Regions from separate parts of the Homo sapiens genome. Here region 2 is linked to region 1. Evidence: chromatin loops called from intact Hi-C (ENCODE). Cell type or tissue: PC-3. All regions are shown on one strand.

The links. Hi-C counts contacts between places; a loop is a spot of excess contacts. Peaks named below come from ENCODE experiments on the same cell type or tissue, not always from the same donor. Only the 100,000 strongest peaks of a DNase experiment are listed, where the experiment ranks them.
Region 2: it touches region 1 in a loop (11-fold over the local background); 14 of 110 quality-filtered maps call a loop at or near these places.

Annotation. Positions count from the first base shown.
Region 1 is chr18:74,893,289-74,901,288 of GRCh38, reverse strand. The region is part of intron 7 of ZNF407 (zinc finger protein 407); the gene reads right to left. Among named protein-coding and RNA genes, the nearest start is that of ZNF407, 300 kb to the right of the region's middle. In PC-3, a CTCF peak has its summit at 4,701; DNase peaks (open chromatin) are centred at 2,118, 3,118 and 4,688; H3K4me3 peaks cover 418 bases; H3K27ac peaks cover 2,138 bases.
Region 2 is chr18:74,960,527-74,968,526 of GRCh38, reverse strand. All of the region lies in intron 8 of ZNF407 (zinc finger protein 407), which reads right to left. Among named protein-coding and RNA genes, the nearest start is that of PTGR3, 240 kb to the left of the region's middle. In PC-3, a CTCF peak has its summit at 4,496 (motif pointing right); a DNase peak (open chromatin) is centred at 4,516.

The sequences.
Region 1 (8,000 bases):
ATAACAATCTTGTGGTAATCATAATTCATAATGAAACGAAGCAGCAACAATTCCAACAGAATCAAAGGAAACCCATACAAAATGCTAGTGAACGCAAAAAATAGCATCCATCAACCGGTGGGGCCATATATATGACTTATTTCCACTTTTTAGTGGTTTAATACAACTGACACCAACACTCAGCAGTTATAATGCACCCTAAGTCATGGAAACAAATCACGTTCCCTATCTCAGCCTACAGGGTGATATGTTTGCCTTCCCTGTTCACATTATACACACACTAACTTCACCGCCAGGATCCTTATTATCACATTCCTCTCGTAGGACACACTCCAAGAGAATTACATATTTCTAGAAAAAAACCGGCAATTTGAAGAAGGTAGGGAACAATTTAAAACAGTCTTCAATAGAAATTTTAGCACATAAGAACACAGAAAATATATAATTTAGTTCATGCTTGGTAAAATGTAACATGATGTTCATAACTACTTGGAATAAGCTGAACAAAAGATAGGTGAAAACAAATTGAACGGCTGTAAATACGTGCAGGAGTCAGGTGTCATCAAGAGAAATGACTGGGTGCTCTTCAACTGGCTTATGATGTCATTAGAGGGTCCTGTTAGACTTACTGATCTTAGAAAAACCTGAGACATTAGCAAAAATTGTTTAAAATTAGTCACAGAAAAGATGTCGCAGTTTAAAAGACTATATTGAAAGCAAGTGTTTGTTACATGATTACACTAAACTGTTAGCTAGCAGCAAGCAGCTTGTTAAATTAGTGAAACACAGTCAACACAAGCTTCTGTAAGAACGCTCCACATGTGGCAAATAAAACCCCACCTTTTGGGGTGTATAGGTAGGGAGGAGACAGAATATACCATGACATCGCTTCTGTTTTCTTGACTCAAAACTCCGACCACAGTGAAGATAAAATGTGGTGCCATGCAGTACCCCCAAAAGGTGGGAAGTTCTTATCGCAGCCACATGAAATGACAGGGAAGGCCTGAAGCCACAGTTCTCCATGTGCAGAGAGACGACCCACAGGACAATAGTGAGGCACTGGCTCAACTCGGGAGTGTTCTGAGAAGTCCTCAGAGGATCTAACTATTAGCAGTGCCCCTGCTTCACCAACCCTAATCACGTATACACTGTACTAGCCATCACGAATAATGCAGTTTTCAGCCTCACGGTTTCAATGGACATTTAAACATTTGGCACATAAACATTAAAGTACATTTCAGAAAGTGATTTTACGCAAACAAATGAATGCCAACACAAAGACAGCACGCATCCGTCTACCTGCCTTCAGCTGCCACCCTCTGTCTTTCCCTCTGGCCCAGTGTTTTCACAGAGCCGCCTCAAGGCAAAGTTTCTGTGAACACCAGGCAAAAGGCAAGCTTATCATTTCTGCACTTCTCTCCACTTACCTGTTTTCTGTTCTCACTACTGTACTAAAACGGGTCTTCCCAAGAGAATCTGAGACCCAGTGGCTGTGGCTGGCGGGCTGCACTCTCCTATTTCATCAACACCTGGCACGCCGCCCACTCTTTGCTTGGTGTATGACACCTCTCTTTCCTGGAGGTCCCTCCCCTGTCTGTGAGCCTGCTTCTCTGTCTCCCATACAGGCTATTTGCCTCTCTTCTTGTTTCACTTTTTCACATTTTCCAAGGAAAACATCAATCACATCAAGTTCCACATAGATTAGTATGGAACTATACACCTATTGACCTGGTTTCATTTGGACATCACATGGGCATCTCATAAGCAGCTCATCCCAGACCATCCTTTTCCTAAAGGACATCCTCCTCCAGGAGAGAGGACCTCCCTGACTGGCACGGTCACTCACCCAGCAGCCCTGACCAGCACACCCGAAGGATGGCGTGCAGCTCTCTGTCACCCTCCCCTCAGTCCATTCACTGGGCCCACAGATCCATTCGTTCACCTTCCCATCACCTGCCACTCTCTGCCCTTCCATCACAGCATTAGTTTAAGGTGATTTTCTGCGTGTACCTTTGCAATTGTCTTTTAAATGGTCTCCTGTCTCCTGTTGGATCCCTCTCTGACTCATTATTTGTACTGCACCAGTGATTTTGCAAAGTTAAGTGTGATTATGTCATTTTCCTGCTCAACATCCTCCACTGGCTCCCTACTGCTTTTGGAGGGAAACAGATCATCCAGCATGGACAGTGGAGAGAAACCCACACAGACTTCCTGCTGTCTTTTACCACAGAATCTCATGTGACCTACAATCCAGGCTTGTCCGAGTGAAAAAGAGAACTTGAAATCAAAGGAAAAGTATAATTTGGGAGTGCAGAGTGGAACAGAGTCTTAAACTTTTAACTCAAAGATATCTGAGGTTTTTAGATTGGAACAAATTTATGAAATTCAAATGTCAACCACTTTTCCCCCCAGACACTTCAATCCAAAATATTAATTTCCATATTTAAGCACAAAATTTGAAATTTATGTTTTCTCTCAATGGAAAAAAGTCTTGTTTTATGACATTTCATGTATGTGTTAAAAGTTGTAATTTAAGATGAAGAAACAAAATGTACTGAAAGAAAATACCATGTCAAGTTAATCAACATACACTCAAGACCTACACAGAGATCTCCAAATGGTGCCCTAGCTAATATTAAAGATACAAAATGAGGACTAGGTTGTTTACAAAGATTCAGGCCATAATAATTAAAAATAAGAGATTAAAGTTTAAAGAGGAAAGATTAATATTAGGTTAAAATTCTCCACAGAGAAAAGTATCAGGTTACACACTGCGTTATTGAATAAGGAATTCTAATTTATTTGAATTATTGCTCACTTGCAGTTCTGCAGCTGGCAACAGTGCAACATTGTTTTACCAAAACAAAACAAAACCTCAGAAGTAGTTCTTTTTCTAGAACTTCTAATAAATGTAGTTAAGTACGAAAATAATATGAATAGGAAAAAAAATCCAACAAAAAATTTGTGCTACATTCCCTAATTAAGAAGACAAAGATGTAAAATTTATAAAAGATATAATATTGTCTTAAAGAAATTCTTAGGGATGAGCCAAAATATACACAATAAATGCTACCACACAGAAGGCAGCATCTTATGCCTAGAGGGAGTGGAATGAGTCAGACACGCTGATACATAAGCTGCTCTGTCTTCCTCTGCTTCATAAAAACGACGGCATCACCATTTTCCAAATGTTCAAAGTTTGTCTTTCTGTCTTTCACATTTTTTCTACAGGCTCCAGACAGGCAATATTTCAGAATATGTGGAAACAAAGAAGCTGAAAATAAAATGAAATAACTAGTATCTTAGCACTCTGACCAAATTAGTGAAAACTGATTTGTACATAAAGTACAAACTTTTATATACTTCAAAGTTATTCTGTCGTTGCTATTTTCCACCAATAGTACTTGCAAAAATTGGGTTATTTTCTCTCAGATCCACAGCTGAGTCTACATCCAACCCCACACTGTAGGGATGCATAGGTGACTTCTGTCAGCTCCTCCTGGAGATTAGAGAGTTTTCCTAATAAGCTACACTGTATGAGCTTCTATTGCTGGAAGATATAGATAGTTACATAGTAAAGTGTTTTGTTGTTTGATAATAGCTCTAGTGTCTAAGGAATAACTTATTATGCAAGAGACTATTGCCCAAAAAAAAATTTTCTATTTTTTTCATCTCTAAGGCCTTTCTTTCTTCCACAATATATACAGATATATCTAACTACTACCCAAGGGACTGTCCATAGTAATTCCTTGTAGAAAGACCATCCCCAAAGATAGCTTTGGTCCTTTTATAATGACTGGATTTGCGATTCAACAACAGCAGGTTTAATAAACATGTTTATCTGGATTCTACTTAAAGAGATAGCAGACGGAATGCATGGTCACTTTGTGTTCAAAATGACTCTTCTAATTAATCTGTGATCCCAATGCCTATTTAAGCTACATCAACAAACAAAGCAACTTATTTGTAACTGATCAACAAAAAGTAGGATCTCTGATTCTTTTTCTTTTAAAGACATGTGAACCAATTTATAATTTTTAATGCTATGGAATCTATTTGTTTTCAAGTTTGTAAGATCTTTTACTTAAACAAGGTTGTTTTGTTTTTTAAGATAAAATTTAACAATGTTAACTAAAGACCTAGTGTAAATGCTTGTGCTATATCAGCACAGAGCCTCTTAGGCTGAAAACAAAAATTTTAAAAAGCCTATGTACTTGTGTGTTAGAGGGCAAGAAAGAAAATTATGAATAAAGCAAGCTGAATATGAAAGTAACACTAGATAAAAAACATTATACAAAATACAAAACCAAATAAAAAATTAGAACTGATGAGATAAAATTCACTAATGAAATGGGCAGAGAAAACTAGGAAATATTTCATTCAGGAAGAACTCAAGTTCTGCTGCAAAGAATTGTCAGAAAAAAAGGAAGAATAGATTAACACATAGTACAACATTCACACTTCATTATAGAACACCTGAACAGATGATACAATTAAGAGGACATTCATTTTATTTTGTTAGGGAACCCCTCAAAAAAATCCCACCTAAACTTGCCAGGAACTTCTACTCCACGTGAAAGGGAGTACACCGGTATAAAGTGTCATCATGACACAAGCTAGGAGAACCTTTCAAAGCAATCTTTATGCTTGCCAGGACAAAACAGTTTCGCAAACCAGCCACCACACTGACATCTACCTGTGGCTGGCTGAACTGTGTGCAGGTGACAAGCAGGAAGGGGCGATCTGACCAGGAGCAAGCACTGCACAGACAGTTCAGGGGACACATTTGTCTTCCAGAAATTCATCACAATTTGAAGAAGGCCTTGGAATCATTATTAGCCTAAGAAAAGTTTGGAAAGTAACTGGAATTTTAGGCTTTCAAAGTAATCTTTCAGCCTGGGACATTTGTATTTTTATTCCATCGACTAGATTGGCAGTTACAATAGAGTAAAATATAAAGACATATAGACTTGAGGTAAATGACATAATGGAAACGTGTTGACTGGTACTTTAAATGACAAAAATAGTTTTGATTTAAAGTCTGTTCTGATCAAACCAGGTTTGTGGCATTGATCAAACTGCTTCAAATCTCAATTATATCTAATATTAATTCTAGACATTTTCATTTTGATTATTTTTATGGGATCCCTTTATTCTTTAAGAACTTCAAAATCACCCAAAAGAAATAAATGAAACCTCTGATTCTCTGGAAGATTGTGTACTGTTCATTTTGGTATATATAATTTCACTTCTCTCAGCAAATACAATATACTGCTACAGAGATCAAGATCTATTTTTTCTCATTGTCTGTATTCAGGGGCAAAACCACATTTGTTCTATCCACTGCTTCTTGTGGTACAGCCTATGAGCCTGCACAGGAAGCAAAAGGAAAACTGAAAGTCTCTGAAGAGATTATCCAAAAGAAGAAAATTATTCCCTGTGGAGTGAGTCGCCCTAACTCAGGAGGCTGCTGAAACAAGTGGCAGAACAGAACAATGAATCCCATTGTATACTGAATTCTTAATGCCACAGTATCTAAGAAGGCTTGCCTTATTACTTAGCTATGCATTATCAACATAAAGTGTTTATACAAGAAAACTGTATAGAAATGTATACTGTTATCTATGACCTGAAAAACATGTTTTATAACTGAGATATTTTAGATAAATATATGTTTAAAAAATTAAACTCAACTTTCAGGAGAAATGAAAATTATAAATACAATTTTTTTTGTCATTGCATCTTAAAACTTCCTTAAAAATGCTTCCAGCAATATGCAAAGTTCAGACAAAATTCTATTAAATTAAAAGTATGTTTGGCAAAAATTTTCAAGGATGTCGATACATATATCAAATGGTGGTAAAGAACAGCAAATTTGCCCTGTGCCAGTCACACATGTAAGAACTTGAGAAATTTGATTAGAAATACTCAACAAAATGTTTAGATGTGAAATCAAAGAGACACTGGAGACTATTACAAAATGTAAGCACACTTCTAGTTGAGCATCACTATCTGAGTTACAATATTACTTGAAATATCTTTTGACTTCCCCTCACCAAAAAAAGAAAAAAAAAAAACCTCTTAAGATGAAAAAGTACTTTGTAGAAGTCATTAACACTGGTTAAGAGCTATATCGGCCATAAGTAGGGGGAAAAATACCCAAAGTGTATTTCCAACAAATTTAGCAAAATGACGAGGTAAATCTTCAATATGAGGCAGGGACTGCAGATTCTATTCTTCTGCTCCACGAGATACAGACTTTCTACTCAGGGTTATGATGTCAAGTAATGAATAAAAAAGAAAAATAGAGAAAGATGTAGATAGTTAAAAAAAAATTAAAAAGGGTATGTAAGGTTAGAAGTACTAAGGAAGTGACACAGTTAAGGAAAACTCTGGCCAAAACTAGTCTGAAGGAACACTGATGCTATCCCAATTTCAATAATAGAGACACAATATGCAGATGATAAAACTGTCAGAGTCTGGCTTGCCATTTCAGTTTTCTGCAATTTACTAAATTAACATTTAAAGTGCAATGTAGGGTTATCCTTAATATTTTTATACTACAGGTAGTATTTCTGTGTTACTTTTCATGACTTATCAGTGCTTTACTGTTTAATATGCATTTATTATATATCCCCTATAAATCATAGAGAAGAAATGGAAGAAATAAGTTTCACATAAACAAAAGCCCAGTTGAGGCCACTGAAGTGAAACACATCCACTCTGATGTGGAAGCCAATGTGATGAGTGAAACACAATGTAGTTCAATATTAAAAAACCCTATGTTTTGGAAAGTAGGAATTTTAAGCTATTCCAACGTTTACTTACTATAACACACTAATTTTTTTTCTATTTCATTCTCATTAATACAGAGGTGACATGTAACAAAGAAAAATAAAAACATAGAAAAATGTTATTTTTTTTCATTTTAATGCAGAAACAAATCTAAAGAATTTGCTACAGAAATAATATTCTAGACCAGTGTTCTATGAATCCAATTTGTGCTTTGAATTTATAACGAATAGTAACTAATGGCAAAAAAGTTTTGGAGTAATGATTGAATATACTGATTTGTAATGGATTAGACTTTTGGATATTTTAGACAGTAAAAGCTAATGAAGGAGGTACACGTTTACATTTAAATAGAATGAGATGTCATTGCCTAAATTAATAATGCAAACTTGAAAAATAGCCTCAGGTTCAAAAGACCAATTATAAAGTTATTTTGTAAACAAATCTATATTTGTATTTTTCATGAATAATTATAACTACTAGTATTTCTCCACTAATGTTCAATTTATAAAATGAGAAATACATTTTCAAATGAAACTTAAATAATATTTCAGTTTCTAATGATGGTAAGCTGCCTGCAGATTAAGTGTTAATAATGGCAAATATAGGAATACTCCACAGGAATAATTTTTATCTATTGATATTATACAAATAAAAACATAAAACTAGAAGTTAAATATTTTGAACAGTAAAATATTATGAAAATAAACCAGTGAGATAAATATGAAAATAAACAATTTTCTTCTTAGGAAATATGTGATCATCTTAAAGACTTATTAAATCTATGAAAATAATACATATTCAAATTCATTTATGCTGTGAACAAATACATTTATGTGAGGCAGATATGGGATCCTGTTCCTACTATCGTACGCAACAAAAACAATCCTTAGAAACTTAACTATCTGCTCATTTTTAAATCTTTTTTTCATCACATCAACAAGAAAGTAAAGATATCTGTTCGAACCATATTTCATTCGAAGTCTCTCACTTCAGAAGTATTCAAACTTTTGCAAATTTTTTATACTCCCGGTCAAGGTGAACTTGCCTTTTGTTCAGTAGTAAAAGAAAGCCTATTCATAGGTACACAGAATGGTGAAGCTGTCCCAGGAACAGAAAGTGTTCAAACCATTTACTTTCATTAATAATCAAATTATTCCGAAGTTTTAAATAAAGATTAAAAATTACTCCTTTATAATGCACATTAA
Region 2 (8,000 bases), 67 kb before region 1:
AATATCCTCACATAAAGGAAAACCAGAAAAGCTTTAGACCTACTGCAAAATTCTAGTTAAAGGGAGTTATTCGAACACAAGAAATGACAAAAGAATAAATCTTGGGTCATCAGGGTAGGAAAAGAAACAAGAGAAGCAGAAGTATGGGGGCCCACTGTCCTCCTCATGGACATTTGAGATTTATAAATCACATTTGAGATTGAAGCAAAAACTATATTCAAGGCTACAATATTTAAAAGCTGGGAAGTTAAGGTCCCTAAATGGAAGTGAGATTTCCATACCTCACTCAAAGTGGTGAATATGAGACTGGGATAGGTCACGCATGTATATGCTAATACCTAAAGCAATCACTACGGAAACTATACAAAGAGACATACTCCAAAAGGAGCACCCCAGCCTTTATGATGACCACATAATATATCATACTGAGGCCAAATTGGGTCACTGATGTCCAGGACTTGCTCCTCAAGTCACTTCTTCCCACCCCTAGATAATTTAAGTGTAGTCAGGATCAAGCAGAACAAACCAAAATGAAAACAAGCACACAAAAAAACATAGACAATTGAACAAATGTAGCAGTGGAGCCCTGGGAAAGACAATAAAATTTAAGTCAAGAGACTGTGTAGGTTGGAGCTCAAAGGTCTGCAGTATAGTGGAAAGAATACCAAATTATAATTTTAGGTCCCAGAAATTTGAGTTATAACCCTCCCATTGTCAATTTTAAGAAACAGCACGCAAATCACTTCATAACTTGTGTCTTATTTCCTTTAGCAAAACATTGAACAACGTTATTTGAACATGACTTTCACTTCTAAAACAGTTCAGTTTCTATGTTCCTTGACTTGCTGATTGAGTTAAATTAGGTGAGAGTTAGTTTGCTAATGAGCATGCACATAGACAAGACCTGCCTGAAGGCAGGAGGAAGAGGAACAGCTGCTGACCAGCCTGGGATATGTTCTCTGGAATCAGAAAAGAAATAAGAAAATGGATGGTAATGATTGAAGAGGCAAGACAGAAAGAAAAAAGACCCACGTTTCCATACAATAATTCACTGTCAGAAACAAGAGGCAATTTTTAAGTACTAAAACTGCAACAAAAATAGATCAGTTAAATAATGGAGGCAATAATATTGACACTAATATGGCCACTGACAACAATTTAAATGATAGTATTTAGAATTTTTAATGTCATTTACTCAAATTTTAAAAATGGAAGGCATTTTTATGAAAGATTTATACTTTATAAGAGATTAAAACAAATCCGTCTTTCTTTCTTTCTTTTTTCGTGTTAGGGTCTCTGTCGCCCAGGATGGAGTGCAGCAGCACAATTACTGCAGCCTCAACCTCCCAGGCTCAGGTGATCCTCCCACTTCAGCCTCCGGAGTAGCTGGGATCACAAGCATATGCTTGGATACTTTTTTAAATATTTTGTAGAGACGAGGTTTCCCTATGTTGCCCAGGCTGGTCTCAAACTCCTGGGCTCAAGTGATGCTCCTGCCTCAGTCTCCCAAAGTGTTCAGATTACAGGTGTGAGCCACTGTGTCTGGCCTCTACCTTTCTTTAAAAATTTGGGACATAAAAAATAAATTTAAAAAGTAATCCCATTTACAATAGCCACAAATAAAATTAAATATCTAAGAATTAACCAAAGAAGTAAAAGATCTCTATAATGAATACTTTAAGACACTGATGAAAGAAATTGAAGAGGACATCAAAAAATGAAAACATATTCCACATTCATGGATTGGAAAAATCAATATTGTTATAATGTCCATATCACCCAAAACAATCTACAGATTCTATGCAATCTCTATCAAAATGCCAATGACATTCTCCACAGAAACACAAAATCCTAAAATTTATATGAAATCAGAAAAGACCCAGAATAGCCAAAACTATCCTAAGCAAAAATAACAAAACTGGAGGAATCACATTACCTGACTTCAAATTACACTACAGAGCTACAGTAACCAAAACAGCATGGTATTGGCATAAAAACAGACACACAGACCCAGGGAACAGAATACAGAACCCAGAAACAAATCCACATACCTACGGTGAACCCATTTTCAATAAAGGTTCCAAGAACATTCACTGTGGAAAAGACAGCCTCTTCAATAAATGGTGCTGGGAAAACTAGATATCCACATGCAGAAGAATGAAACTAGACCCCTATTTCTCACCATATACAAAAATCAAATAAAAATGGATTAAAGACTTAAATCTAAGACCTCAAACTATGAAAGTACTACAAGAAAACACTGGGGAAACTCTCTAGGACACTGGTCTGGGCAAAAATTTCTTGCGAAATACCCCACCAGCACAGCCTGCCAAAGCAAAAATGGACAAATGTGATCACATCAAGTTAAAAAGCTTCTGCACAATAAAGAAAACAATCAACAAAGTGAAGCAATAATGCACAGAATGGGAGAAAATATCTGCAAGCTGCCTATCTGACAAGGGATTAATAACCAGAATATATGAGAAGCTCAAACAACTCTTAAGGAAAAAAATCTAATAATCTGATTTTAAAATGGGCAAAAGATTTGAATAGACATTTCTCAAAAGAAGACATAAATGGCAAACAGGCATATGGAAAGGTGCTCAACATCATCGATCATCAATCAAAATGTAAATCAAAACTACAATGAGATATTGCATCATCTCACTCCAGTTAAAATGGCTTATATTCAAAAGGCAAGCAACAAAAATGCCAAAGAAAATGTGGAGAGAAGGAGCCCTTAAACAGTGTTGTTGGGAACATAAGTATAACCACTACAGAGAACAGTTTGGAACTTCCTCAAGAAACTAAAAGTAGAGCTACTATATAATCCAGCAATCCCACTGCTGGGTATATACACAAAATAAAGGTAATCCATACATCAAAAAGATATCTGTGCTCCCATGTTTGTTGCAACACTGTTCACAATAGCCAGGATTTGGAAGCAACCTAAGTGTCCATCAACAGATGACAAATGAATAAAGAAAATGCAGTAGATATATACAATGGAGTACTATACAGCCATAAAACAGAATGAAATCCTGTTATCTGCAATAACATGGATAGAACTGGAGGTCATTATGTTAAGTGAAATAAGCCAGACACAGAAATAAATGAGAACATCACATGTTCTCATTTATTTGTGGGATCTAAAAATTAAAACAATTGAACTCATGGAGACAGTTGACAGAATGATGGTTACCTGGGGCTGAGAAGGGTAATGGCAGGGTGGGGAGAGAAAGAGATAGTTAATGTGTATAAAAAAATTGGAAAGAATAAATAAGACCTACCATTTGGTAGTGCAACAGGGTAACTATAGTACATAATAATTTAATTGTACATTTTAAAATAAGAGTATAATTGGATTGTTAGTAACACAAAGGATAAATGCTTGAGGGGATGCATGCTTCACTCTCCATGATTGCATGCCTGTATCTAAACATCTCAGGTATGCCATAAATACATACACCTACTATGTACTCACAAAAATTAAAATAAAAAATGGGACTACACGTACACTATATCTAAGACCCAAAATGAAGAGGTTCTTTCTACTGCTAAGGCAATCATATAGATACACACGAAAATGCAGATCTCTGTGCCATACAAGAAGCCATTCTAGTTTTTCACATAGGCTCTGAATTTTAGCAGACATCTAAAGGGAGGGTAGGGAGCAGACACCCACCCCAGGTGCTTCTGATATCAACTGTCTGTTCTGTGCAACACTTTGAGAAATCTTGGTTACAAAAATGAATCCTATGGATCAAAAAGCAAGAAAATATTAACATTCAGCATTTGTTTGTAGAATGCAAATGAAATTAAATGTATGTAATAAAAGTCAACAATGAAATATTTAAAACCAGGAAATGAAAAAGAAAAAAGACAACAATTTAAAAGTTTGGTTATAATATTGGTTCAGAAGACCCAAAAAAAAAAAAAAAAAAAACCCGGATGATAGGTTGTTGAATCAAGCATTTCAGATGATTCATTTGTAGTACTTTCTTACTTGACAAAGCAAGATGGATAAATTTTGATTGTATTATACATACAAGAAATTCCAAGGTTACAAACAAAAAAAGTGCTTTTGAAACTATCATCAGATTTTTCTTCATTCATTTGCTTAGTGATTTTATTGCCAACCACCCCAAATCCTGAGAGGGCATAAAGCTGATGTTTGTAAGATAAACTCAAAGATCAGGTGGCAAGAGATGCATGTGCATATGGGTACAGTGTGCATTGCTACCTACCCCTATAACATGATCCCTCACAAGGACTGTGACTTCAGTGCTTAGTACATGGCCAGACACTAGAATACCACATCCCATCCATTTGGGGTCCAGGGATCCATGTACACGACAGTGGGAGCTACATATGAAAGTCTGTTATATAACTGCTCTGCCTCCTAGTCTTACACTTAACGCCTGTCCAAGTAGGCTTCACGTGATAGGCGCGGTCAATAGAGGTTTCAGGCACTGACAAGTTTGACCATGGCTGGAAAAGACATTACTGTTCCCCAAGAGGGCGCCACAAATATTTCTATTCACTCAAGGTCAAGAGGCAGCTGTAATGAGGCCTGTTAATAGCAGCTGCTTCTCTTTCTGAAGAGCAATTCAAACTCAACTAAGAAATAGACACTTTGCTAATATGTTTACAGGCATAGAATTTTCCACGAAAAGATGGGATAATTGTTGCAACACTTTTTTCATATATTAAATTCTCTAGTTAAAAATCTGCAAAGTATAACAAAATGGAATTATTCTAAAGCCATTAAAGTATAAGCCATCTGAAATTTTAAAAAGTAACATAGATATTGTTTTATAATAGTGTTGTTTAAAAAGCTGAATGTAAAAACAATAAAATGTGGAATAATTTGCTTTCAATGAACATTTCCTCTTCTTAACAAATTCTAAGATTGCTGCATAAATGAGGAGATTTTGCTATAAAATTTGGGTCCACTACAATGCAGAAAACTGAGAGTTCTTTATAAATTGTTTTGTAACATGTAAAACATGGATTAAAAAAAAATCGAGTAGTTCTTAACAATGTATCAGGGTTTGACCAAGAAAGGTAACAAGGGCGTAAGGATTACTAACATGATGCTCTGAAAATATTACCACCCGATAACCTGCAGGTCCAGTGAGCTCTACCAAATGGGTACAGTTGTAAGGAGACAATTAAATAAGTAATCACTTCCAAAGTTATTAATGAATTATTACACAGGACCATACTTCACTGGCTTTCACTGTTACTCATATTACAAATAATGTGAAAAGTCAGATATGGAGTGAACTGGATATTTAAAGGCAATGCATAACCCAATGGTTTGTTGCAGTACTTGGGAATGTTCCATTCAGGACAAAAAAAAAAAAAAAAAGGAATGAAGGTTAGTCAATGGAAATGAGAGAAAAATTAGAGCTAAAGAAAGTGCGATTGGATTTTACAAAGAAACCGGGGAGAACTGTGGAGCTCCAATGATTCTATGTGGCTGCTGGAAGAAGGGGCTGATGTGGGATGAAGACCATGCATTAACTGTCAGAGCAGGATAATCTCTTTGTATACAAGAATGATAGGCATCTATTGTTCAGGTGAATAAGATTTCCAGCCAGGAACATAGACACTGCCAGCATTCATTCATTCATTTGTTAATTCTTTCATCAAAACCCTCAGCCGAGTCTCAGGCCTTCAAAGAGTTTACAGTAGGAGAGCTGGACAGCCAACCAGGTGATTTCAACAGAGCACGTAAGTGCTGAAGGGAGGTAGGTAGGGCACTGTGTCCACTCAGAAGGGTTTCAGAATTGACTCTTGGAATCAGAGCGGCTCAGCTTCCCAGCACCAGGAGAGGGAAGAGGGTGCTGTATGTGTGCAAAGGCCAAGGCCTTAGGAGACGAGACATGGAGGACTGGGCATGGCATATTTGGCGTATACCCGTAGTTCAAGAGGGCTGAGGCGCAGGATGTGGGAAGGAATGAAGAGGAATGAGCCCAAGAGTGGCGGGGGTCAGTTCACAAAGGGCCTAGGCCCATCCATTCCCACAGAGACACCTAGGAAATGTCTATTGTGGGCCAGATCCTGCTCTAGCCCCTGGGTCCTCTGTGCTGGAGAAACAGGGGCCCACGCCATGTCAGTATGCATCTGACAGATGTTTAAGATGAGAGAGTATGCCAAATGACATTATATCATGCTGAATGTTTTGGGCTGTTGTGAAGATACTTACAGTTTGGGGTATTTGAGGAAATCATTGTGTCCCTGAGTAAATACAGTAAAACCACCAAAGGGAATTTTTCATACATTAGGAAACACTCAAAAGAAAGTTTCTGTGTTGCTTCCATTTCAATGACATGAAAATGTCCCTGATGTATAGGATACAGATAGTGATGAGCAAACACACCACTGACACCATGTCAAAAGCAAGGAATAAAGAAAATAAAAAACAAGCATCATTACTAAAGTCTTTATTAAATGAATAATGAAAACAAAGGAAATGGCTAAAGGAAATGGCCTTCTAAACTTCCATGAAAACTAGTTTTGATTAAATACATAACCTAATGAACGTATTTTTCTGTGTTACCCTTCACATGGCCAAAGTCAACTGCTGCTGTTCCCAAAACGTCACAGAAGGAGAGATTCATAGTGCAAGTTAGGGTCTGATCCGAAGCACTACAGACTTGGGAAGAGAATGTAGGGAGTGGGTGGGTGGGTAATTCACATGTTCAAGATTGGTGAACACATTTCTCAACCCAGCTAAAAACCACAGAAACCTCATTCTACTGCAATTATCTGGGCACTTTGCAAACTTTTTTTTTTTTTTTTAATTGAGACAGTCTCTGTCGCCAGGCTGGAATGCAATGGCTTGATTTTGGCTCACTGCAGCTTCCGTCTCCTGGGCTCAAATGATCCTTCCACCTCAGCCTCCCGAGTAGCTGGGACTATTGGCACGCGTCACCACACCCAGCTAATTTTTTGTATTTTTTGTAGAGATGGGGTTTCATCATGTTGCCCAGGCTGGTCTCAAACTCCTGGGCTCAAGTGATCCCCCGGCCTTGGCCTCCCAAAGTGCTGAAATTACAGGTGTGAGCCACTGCGTCTGGCTGCTTTATAAACTTGTGTTGTGGCATATACCACTTCTGTCTTACAGCACAACAGTTAGATGGCTGGGGCCCTACATGATCTGCTAGGTCACCATGATCTGCTAGGTCACCGTGATCTTGGACAACTGATCTCAAATCTCAATGACTTTGTTTCTTCATATGTGATATGGAGATAGAGGCAGTATCTTTAACAAAGACTTACTGTGAGAATTAAAGGAGTATAACAAATGTAAAGTTAAAAAGTTAATGAATGGAAAGCATTTAAAAGACTCCCATCTACAAAAAGAGGCTATAAACTAGAGAAGATGTAAAATGGGAAAGCAGCACCTTCTCCTATCCCTCCACCCAGTCCTCGCTCAGGACCTTCTCCTATCCCTCCACCCAGTCCTCACTCAGGACCTTCTCCTATCCCTCCACCCAGTCCTCACTCAGGACCTTCTCCTATCCCTCCACCCAGTCCTCACTCAGGACTTTCTCCTATCCCTCCACCCAGTCCTCACTCAGGACCTTCTCCTATCCCTTCACCCAGTCCACACTCAGGACCTTCTCCTATCCCTCCACCCAGCACTGACTCAGGACTTTCTCCTATCCCTCCACCCAGCACTGACTCAGGACCTTCTCCTATCCCTCCACCAAGCACTCACTCAGGACCTTCTCCTATCCCTCCATGCAGTCCTCACTCAGGACCTTCTCCTATCCCTCCACCCAGTCCACACTCAGGACCTTCTCCTATCCCTCCACCCAGCACTGACTCAGGACCTTCTCCTATCCCTCCACCCAGCACTGACTCAGGACCTTCTCCTATCCCTCCACCCAGCACTGACTCAAGACCTTCTCCTATCCCTCCACCCAGTCCACACTCAGGACCTTCTCCTATCCCTCCACCAAGCACTGACTCAGGACCTTCTCCTA